2 separate regions of the Homo sapiens genome follow, and region 2 is linked to region 1. Evidence: chromatin loops called from intact Hi-C (ENCODE). Cell type or tissue: sigmoid colon. All regions are shown on one strand.

What was found. Hi-C counts contacts between places; a loop is a spot of excess contacts. Peaks named below come from ENCODE experiments on the same cell type or tissue, not always from the same donor. Only the 100,000 strongest peaks of a DNase experiment are listed, where the experiment ranks them.
Region 2: a loop joins it to region 1, with 4 times the contacts of the local background. A loop is called at or near these places in 3 of 110 quality-filtered maps.

The regions. Positions count from the first base shown.
Region 1 is chr5:109,997,794-110,002,793 of GRCh38, forward strand. No RefSeq gene overlaps it. Among named protein-coding and RNA genes, the nearest start is that of LINC01848, 120 kb to the left of the region's middle. In sigmoid colon, no CTCF peak of the experiment used is centred here; a DNase peak (open chromatin) is centred at 2,508.
Region 2 is chr5:110,084,035-110,089,034 of GRCh38, forward strand. No RefSeq gene overlaps it. Among named protein-coding and RNA genes, the nearest start is that of LINC01848, 200 kb to the left of the region's middle. In sigmoid colon, no CTCF peak of the experiment used is centred here; a DNase peak (open chromatin) is centred at 3,117.

The sequences.
Region 1 (5,000 bases):
TAGTAATTACCTTTTCTCTGGAAATGATTTGAAAAGTTGTCAATAAGCCTTTCCCAACTTGTAGCTTTCTGAGGCACTGAGGATGAAATCTAGAATTATTTACCATAGTTTATCAGGACTTCAACACCTGACACTGCTTAACTCTTTAGCCTCTTTGTTCTCATATTCTACTTTCTTTGAACTTTTTCTGGAACTGGAGTCCACCCTACTTTCTCTTGCTTCTAAGAGTCTGTATGCATTTCCCTAGCCTGGAATACTCTTTGCCTCACTGTTCATCTGGTCAACTCTTATTTAGCTTCAAATTTCAACTTAAACACCATGTACTTTTCTGGACCACAGAAGAGGTTGGTTTTCTTGTTATTTATGCTCTTAATACTCTGTCCAACTTTTGAAACCCTCTTTCCCCACCCCATCAAATTTGTTGTTGTTTTTTTCAATGTCTTTCTTTGTCACTAGAGTGTAAGCTTCCTGAGGACAAGTATTGTATTTTTGTCTTGTTCACCACTACTAGCACTAGCCTCAGCACATAATATTGCTAGGCTGGAGTCTACATTCTGACCTTATCTGAACAGCTCACTCTCTAACCCTATGGAATCAGCCTAACTTCCTGTCTTTGCTTTTGCAGGACAAGTAGGCAATTCAATTGCAAAAGGATCCAGCTTACTCTTGATTTAACCTAATTGCTCTCTCAATCTTTGCCACATACTCTTAGCTCCACAAGAACTTTCCATTATTAATGCAGCTTGATTTGGGACCATTAAATTGTTTAAATTGTAATCAGCTTTAAAAATTATTTTATCAACTTTTTGCTTCTTTAATATTTTTAAAGCATGCAAGTCCCGAGTCATCTACACATAGCCTTAAATCTCTATAGGTGGTGATCACACTGAGTCAAATGACATTTGTAAAGGGAAAGTTACACCTTTGAAAATTTACATAGGAAATAATACTTTGATTAAATTAAGGATAAGCATTTTAATCGTTTTCTCGGACATTTTCTTCCAAAATTTTACAAAAATAGAAACTGTCTTTTCATCCTTACCCCCTACCCCTTCTTTCCCATCCAAACTTATCCTGGTATTCATAACTTCTACAGAAAGGGTGACATCTGGAACTAATTTATGATAACTTCATCATCTTTGCAGCATTTCTGGAACTTGCTCAGAGAAGTTAGAATCTTTCCAGTCTAAGAAAATATACTTTCAGGCAAACATTTTCAGTAAAATATTTCTGAGGAATAAAACCTATTTACCTACTATTGAATGTTGAACACAAATTTCTTATGCCCTCATATTTCCCTGAATTGGTTGTAGTCATTAAGGATCAAAATAACAGCTCCGGGAAAACCCAGAAACAGCAGAGGGTCTATCAACAATATGAGGAGACTTCCGATTGAATGAACTGTCACCTGTATCCTGCATAGTTTCTTAATCCTGAGCATTGATCAAGTATTGACCGTAGGCCAGATGCTATGCTAGGTTTTGGAAGGCTGCACTGTGTATAAGACACAGTCCTTGCCCCAGGAGCTCTTTGCAGTGTCTACTAAAGGAATTTAGAGTAATCTCTGGGTGAGTGCAAGTCATGGATACATAAAATGAGGTCACCTATGGCAGGAATCTGAGAGTTTCTTATGCCACCACCTCCCTGTGCTATTGTAAAGCACATAATGGCATTTTAGAGATGACGAAAATTTTGGTGTATGATTGGAAACACAAGGATGAAGAATATCTTAAAGTGGGTGCACAAAGTTGGCAGAAGCTTGTTTGGCCTTTGCTTCAAGTCTCCTGCAGTTTCAGCTTCAGTGCTGATTCTCCTTGAATTTGCTTGTGTTACCACAACGTTACCTGGGTTATTACTTACCCTCTATATTCCCATTTTAATAGTGACAGGGAAAGGATCAAGTGTAGTCAAAATGCAAGGACATTTCCTTAGCCTAAGAAGGCCTATTTAGAATAGAATGTTAAAATATTAAAGAAGTAGGAAAGCTCTTTTTTTGGTTTATGAAAAATTCAAGTTGTGTAAGGCCTTCTGGGAATTGAACATTTGTATAAGTTTGGCAGTGCCTGGATTTATTTATTTATACCCTGCCTATTCTATAACTGGTTTCAAGCAGACTAAAATGAAACATGAAATGCCCCAAAATCACATGTGTTAAGGTGGGATAAAATAAATAAAAACAGAGGCAAACACAAAGTGGTTTTTGAATAAGCCTAAAGACACCTACTATAAAGACACCTACTAAGACACATCTATAAAAGGTAAACCAGAATTGTGTCTATGATTCCTGACATCAAGTTAGCACAAAATAAATGATAGTTGCCTTTGAAAAAAAACTTCTGTATAATTACCATCTCTTTCTGATTCATTGAATTGAGTTGTGTAGCTTGGTCTTCCTCAGGGGTAACTAAGTTGACAGGTTATTTTCTGTTTTCTGTCAAACTGTTCAAGAGATTGCATAATCCTTGGGCAGCAGCTTGTTCTTTATAACTGTGGCATCTGGCAGAGCGCCTAGCACATACTGGGTGCTGAATAAACACTGGCTGACTGGCTCAGTAAGTGAGGGAATTAAAAAATGTGAATCAGGATGATCTGCCAAATTGGGACAGGGGTTCAACTTTCCTGAACTGATCCTGTTTCTTGGGATGCTGCTATGAAGTGTCTGAAGTTTTGAATAACTGCTACAAGGAGAATCAGCAAAAAGGAAAGTTAGTGATGGACTTAATGTGTGTGTGTGTGTGTGTGTGTGTGTGTGTGTGTGTGTGTGTGTGTGTGAAAGAGAGAGAGAGAAATCAATTCTATAAATTGTTTGTTGAAAGGTAAGTTGTAGCCCATGTAGTAAAATCCTTATTGAACAGGAGTGTCTCTAGCTACACTCTGGAACAGAGAAAGTCTTGAGTATTCACCCTATCATCTCTCTAGTTGCATCAGTATGTTCAGGTTGGCCCTATGAGAGAAGTAGATGCTTCGGTAGCATCTCACTCTTTGTCTCCCGGACCACAGGAGATATTCAAAGGTTATTACTCAGCAGCTATACAAAATAAGGAACAGAATTGCTTCCTAAATCCTGCTATGTAGCAGTGAGTAATGTGTGTCTTTGTGTCTATGTAAGCTGGCCTCCTGGGGAGGAGGAAGTGTGAGCTGGAGTGCCAGGAATCAAGGGGTGATAATGACGGTGGTGGTGTGTTTGTGTGTGAAATAGTATGAACTTCTACTTTCGATTGCAGCTGATTTTCCCCATAACGTATCAAGAGCAAACACTTACTCAGTTCTTGTCTCCACAACTGAACTTATCCCAAAACTTTGTCTAAGGTTTGTTGAGTGATTCATATTTCTCCCATTAACATATGTTTAATCTTTGCAACCCTATTCCCTTGACTTATGCTAAGAAAAATTCACTTCCTCACGGCCCTGAGCTCCAGTTCAAATATTCCCCCATTAACTGACAAAGAAGAACTACTTCTTATTCATTATAAGATTCCTCTTGACTATACGGGATAATGTAAATTTTTTTATCCCACCATTTTTTCAAAGTATATAGTTCACAAGATTACTTTGATAACTGTGTAACTTCTTTTGTGTCCGGAAACATTGATGTGATCAGGTTCAATCCTGTGTGTGCATCTGTGGATCTGAAGACTGAGAACTCTGTCTCTGTGCAGATGACTTGACTTTACCTAGACAACGTTTTTTACATAATCTGGTCCAATTGTGAGTCCTTTTCTGCTTTCACAATGGCGTACTCTAGGATGCTTCAGACTGCCCTTCGCTGAGACTGTGTTCTGAATAGATAAAGAAAATAGGGCCACATGTTAGCAGTTTTGCTGAATCTAGATGGCTGCTATATTTGTATTTGTTTTACCATTCTTTGAACATTTTGTATCTTTAAAGTTTTTCACAATAAAAAATTTGAAAAAGGCTGTGTACTCTGAGGAGAAATGAAACATCAATGGGGAAAAAAAGAAGAAATGTCAATGGGAAGAACACGGTGGGTGGGAGGGGATGGGACTTCTTTTAGGTTTCAGTCTGTGTCCAAATATTAGATATTGTATAGCTGAAATGTTGATGGGTGATTCAACATTTACTTCTGAAACTGATACTAGAGAGACTTAGTGAAACTCTGCAAATGCTCCAGGGGATGAGAGTGGGGAGTGGGTAAGCTTTTTTCATCAAAACTTTTCCTATGTTTTATCTAACCTGGGGTCCCAGGTAGGGTGCCTGTGGTAACTGTCTTTTGTCAGGAATAGAAATCAGTCATTGAAAAGTTTCCACCAAATAGAGGATGAGTGTCTCTGCTTATTCCAGAGTGAACAGAGGGCATACCATGTGACTCTTCTGTCACCACTTTACTGAATTTGGACAAAATATGACAACATTTCCCTAGGAAAAAAAAGTAACAGAGGAATCCTAAAAAACTTCTGCTTCTTCTCAGATCTCAAAAAGAATGTGAAGAAGGAGAATACATGGTTATTAGGCCCCTTCAAAAGAAACAGAGAAAAGGTGTCATTAAGAGGGCAAAGGACTATAGAAAGGGCATTCTGGGCCCAGGAGACAAATGCTATTTATTTCATAGTTTTGACGTTTCAGGGTAGCAAGAAGTCAGTATTCAATACATGTTTAATACATATTGTAAACGAGGGGTTGGCAAACTATGGTCAGTGAGTCAAACCCAACTTGCTGTCTATTTTTGTATGACCCAGGGACTCAGAATGGCTTCTGCATTTTTAAATGTAAAAAAAAAAAAAATATTTGCATGAGAACAGTTGTTCAAGAGTTGAGGACATTGCATCTTGGCTTGCAACATTTCATATATTTACTATCTGTCCATTTGCAGAAAAAGTGTGCCAACTCCTGTTATAAACTATACTAAATACTACAGGTGCACAATCACTTTTAATCTTCACAGCACCCCTTGGACACAGGCACATTACTTTCCCCAGTTCACAAATGAGGGGATCTTGGCTCAGCTGACTTAAGTAACTCACCCAACACCAGACAACAAG
Region 2 (5,000 bases), 86 kb after region 1:
GATCCTCTTTACCATTCTCCATCCTGCTCTCCACCCTAGAAGGCTGACCTATGTGATTAAATCAATAGTCTGTGCATTCCAGTTGGATTTGGTCATGGGGAGTCCCCATAGGGTTGTTTTAGGCTGTCTGTGTCCCTTGACTGAGGGTAGCCTCTTTTACACAACTCTGTTTTTCCGGGTTCTAGTAATCATTCCTCCTTGTTATTGTGCTGTCTTCTGTGGGTCTTCAATACTGACTTACAGATTTGACCTTCTTTAATTTTGACCTTCCCTGGTGTATCCAAATGTGAATGTGTAAAATTTGTTTCTGGTTAGGACCCTGACTGATAAAATTGCTTACTGTAACAATACAGTGACAAAAAAAAAAAAAAAAAAAAAGGAGTCAAAAGCTCTGTGAGCATTTACTCCCATTTATCCATATATTGACATTGTAATGATAACTGCCCTTCTGAATCATCAAAAAGATTAGATTATGTATGGTAAAAGTTTAAGATGTGAGGTATTTTATGATATTCCACATTTAACACATATGACATCATTTTAGTACTATAATAAACTTTAGAGATATTTTAGACCATTTTAAGGGCTGAAGAAACCGAGAGCCAGAAATATTAAGAGACTTAGCCAAAATTTTAAAATAGCACCAGGAATATGTTTAGAAACTAATATTTTTCTTAGGATATATTCTATTCTTTGACTTCTGTGGTATCAGAAGGCTGGTGAATTCATTTATCCTCATTATCACAGCTTTTCCATAAATAATTCAGGTCAATACATCCTCCCTTTATGGATCCTCTCTTTATGGATATAGTAAAATTTACATGGTCAGTTACTGGAGATGACTTTTCAGAATTTTGGGCAAATTTGATAAATGTTATGTTGTAATTTTTCATTTATTCGTTTTCTAAGTATACACTGAATTTCTTAAGGGCTGGACTTTGCTTTTTATTTCTATATGCTTAATGCTTAGTATGGCATCTGGCACCTGGTATACATCCAGCAAAATAGATTCATTTAAAAATACATGTTTATCACTAGCTGTGTGAAAAGTCAGATAGGTCTTTTCTGAATGATTTGCTTTCTCTACTTTGGATGGTCTAGTAGCTTTTAAATTTGTTTCTCTGGACATGCTGAATGTGAAGCCAGGAGTCTGTGCTTTCATAAAATGTCTTTTTGTCTTGAAAGTTTATATTACACAGCTGCAGTCAACATTGTTTTGTAACAAGAAGCGTATCTTCTTATTTAAGTTCCTCGTTGCTCCCCAGGAGCATTCTGTGACTTAACCATCAGCTCTGTAATTATAGAGTAAGGAAGCACATCTTTAAAATTCAGAACTTGCTCTTCAGCGATCTGTTGGGGCATCTTCAGGTATTTGTATGGTGAGATTTATTGACAGAATCCCCTTCTACCTTCATAGACAGACTGAAGGCCTGGCCAAGGTTATATAGCCCATGTACTATGTCAGGGACACTAGTGACCAAAGGCTGACAAACCTGAAAGAGTCCCCTGAAGACATGTGCTTTTAGCCAAAATCTAATCCAAGCTAATTTTCACCATGTCCCTGCCTGCTGTTGGTGATATCTAAGCCTAGGAAACTTCAAAACTGTCATTGTTGGAGTAATGATGTGATATCTAATACAGTTCAGATCATTTAGTTATTGAACTCTTAATCAGACCTTCCTGTTTTTGAAAGAAAGAGAACAAAATTAACCCTTTGGACCCTGTGAACTGGGCTACCAGATGAAATTTAATTTAGTGACATCATTTATTCCACACAAGAATGTGTGTGCGAACATAACGAAGGAAAGAGCATATTATTATATTAAAACCATAATAATCTAAGAGGCTGGAAGAGCACACAGGTTTTGTTGTTTTTACCCAACCCTCTCTGTGCTGCCTCTTACTTACAATAAATAAGCTTGCTATGTCTCCTCAAAGCAGCTGCCTAGTACTGTTAAGTTTCTACAGAGTTCTAAATAAAGGAATTTCTCATTCTTCTCAGTTTTCACTTTCACCTGTTAAATTTCATCTTCAATGAAAGGGAAAATGGTGCTTGCTAAAGAAATGGTCTAATCCTTTGACTTCTTCATTTTTTTAGCCTGGGGCCATTTTGAAGTTAGGCAAGTGAGAGTGGTGATGGAGACTAGAGGACACAGAGGCAGGAAGAGCTAAACATTTCCAGTCCTATTGGATTTTAATCATCAGGTGGGTAGATATTAACCCCTGGAGAAAACTAAATGACTGAGTATTTCCAAATGTATATTTTATATATATATATATATATATAAGTATATATATATATAAATATATATACTTATATATATATATACTTATATATATAAGTATTTCTATTTCCAAATATATATATACATATATATATATGTATATATATGAAGAATCAGTGAAGAGAGAGAGGTAATTCATGGTGTTAATGTTTGATTACAAAAATTTTCAACACATGGTTTATATCTGCTCAAATTTTGTACACCCTTCCCATATCATTTGTGGAGGTATGAAAGGACTATGGCTACTCTCGCACCAGATTGATACGTACAATTTAGATAATCATGACAAATTACCTTCTTATTTGCATCTGTTGCTGTTGCTTGTGATTTCTGATAGCCAAAGGAATTGGGTAAGTTAAAATATATGATACTCTTTTGTATTAGAAATGAGGGGAAAGGTAAAGAATAAAAGAAGCTTGCATGGTGGCCAGTCTCTGGAGAAACTTTACTTTCTCTTCTACTTTCCAGAGACGTCAGTGTCTTGTATGTTTGCCTCACGTTCACAGCTGTGCACAGTAGAAATTTGTGAACAAGAGCATGTCTACATCTTCTCTGGAGATTTGGGGTTTCCTTGGAATACCAATGGTGTCAGGGGAATAGGTAATACTGACACAGATTTCTGGGCTGGTTTCTATTAACAGACACAAACAATTAGGTAGGTGTCACAATCTACGTGGTTAAAATATTGTCTCAGATAATGTTGCTGCCCAAAAGAGAGGATGGTAAGTTAGTGAATGCCTTTCTCTGCACACATTCTACAGGCTGTCAGACAGCCAAAGTGGGCAGGGAGGCACATTCAGTCCTCTGTGGTTTGCAGAAAACAGCTGTGATGTCATTGCCTAGTAAATGAGAATGTTACTTGTGAATGAGTCAAGGATTGACACATCACTCAGCGCAACCACGTAAAAGCTGTGCTCTCTAAAGACTCATAGATTCCAGGCACAATTTCTTTCTTTGCTGTAAATCAGTCACTATGTGAAACTATGTTAATTCCTCCTGGCCCCTGGAGTAAGCCGGCAGTGCTAACAGAGTATCAGTAGAGCTTCACAGATTACCTATTTTATATTGTGTGAGTGTTTTTTAAGGGAGGATTTGGTTATTTCTCTATGTAATAGACAATCAGGGCTTCTCAGTTGTCTTCCACTTATTCTTTATACTTTAGTTTTCAATTATTCTTTTATTGATTCAACATTTACAGAAAATCTACTCTTGTCAGACCACTGTGCTAGTCATAGGATATAGAAGATGAATATTATACAAATAGAACTCACTATTTGCCCTTTCCGAATTCACAACCACACACACCTGCTTCTTCTGTATCAAGGATGCTTAAATTATATTATGTGGATGGCCAAATCCTGAAGTATCAGGTAAGATTGTGCATATGTGTGTGTCTGTATATATAGAGAAGACCCATATCTTTCATTACATTTGCAATGAAATGAATAAATCTTTTATAATTATTATAATTATAATTTTTATATAATTTTTATATTAGGAATAAATCTTTTATAATTATTGCTCCTGGTACTTTGAATAGATACGGGAATGTGTTTAATTATGGTAAAACTGGCAGATTTTAGACGTAGATTATACCTGGGAACCAAAAGTTGACAAACTTTAGAGCCGAGGGAATAAAACAAACAGTTGTGCAAGAGTTTCTAACTTCTGCAGAGCAGACAGAATCTTGTTAGCACATTTCATCGGGCATCTGGGGCTTTGTACAAGTGATTGCTCAACACATTGCACACTTAAATGCTGCAAAACAAAAGAATTTGATTCGCCGTCAGCTGCTGGTTAACTTTAAAAAAACATAAAACAAATCTGGCTATTTTTGTTCATTGTACAACCTTACTTCGACTTTTTATAAACTAGGATATTCTCTGTAGTATGAGAAAGTATTTTGCTACATTTTACCATTTTAGGGATATTTATAGATGTAATTTCTTTGTGCTACTTAAAATATCATGTGTTTTAAATTTTGCAGTATAAACAATCAATGTAATTTAGAAAGACAGTTACCACATTTCTGAGTTGGGTACTGCTATTACAAAGAATAATTGTTTTTGACTTGGTAGTACAAAGAGCTCACAACTCATAAAATATCCTAAATTTTACTTAGCACTTTTATTGACATTATTAAGTGTCATGACTAACATATTAGATTTGCACTATCCCCATTTTAAAGATATAAAAACTGATACTAAGAAAAACTCTGTCTTAATTGCAATCTACCTTGTTTGAAATTTTTAGATGTGTGTGAATATAAGGTAAACAAAGCAGATATGCAGAAAGTCCTCTTGTTTGTGAAGTCTAAATTTAACATTTGCTCAGTATTTTATCTGCTGTTTTAAAGACAGATAGCTTTAGTGCATGCAAAAATCATGAGTTTTCAAAAGCTGTATGAACACAATTTTTGACTAATGAGCAGTCATTGTTCATTGTTAAGGACATTCACCTTTTCATGGCTTTGTTCTGTTAGATGAAAGTGTTTCTAGATTTGGCATTTATCTAACATAGCATCATAGGGTGAATGGAAATGCTGACAGTACTTTATAGGAAATGAACTGCTACCAACTATGGCTTGCCAGGCCCTCTAGTAGGTAATTTACATACATGAACACAAACTTGTAAAAACAGGTTTTTGTGGTAGAAAATATTCCAGATGAGGAAACACATTCAGAAGGTTGTACAACTTATCTAAAGTTACTCAGT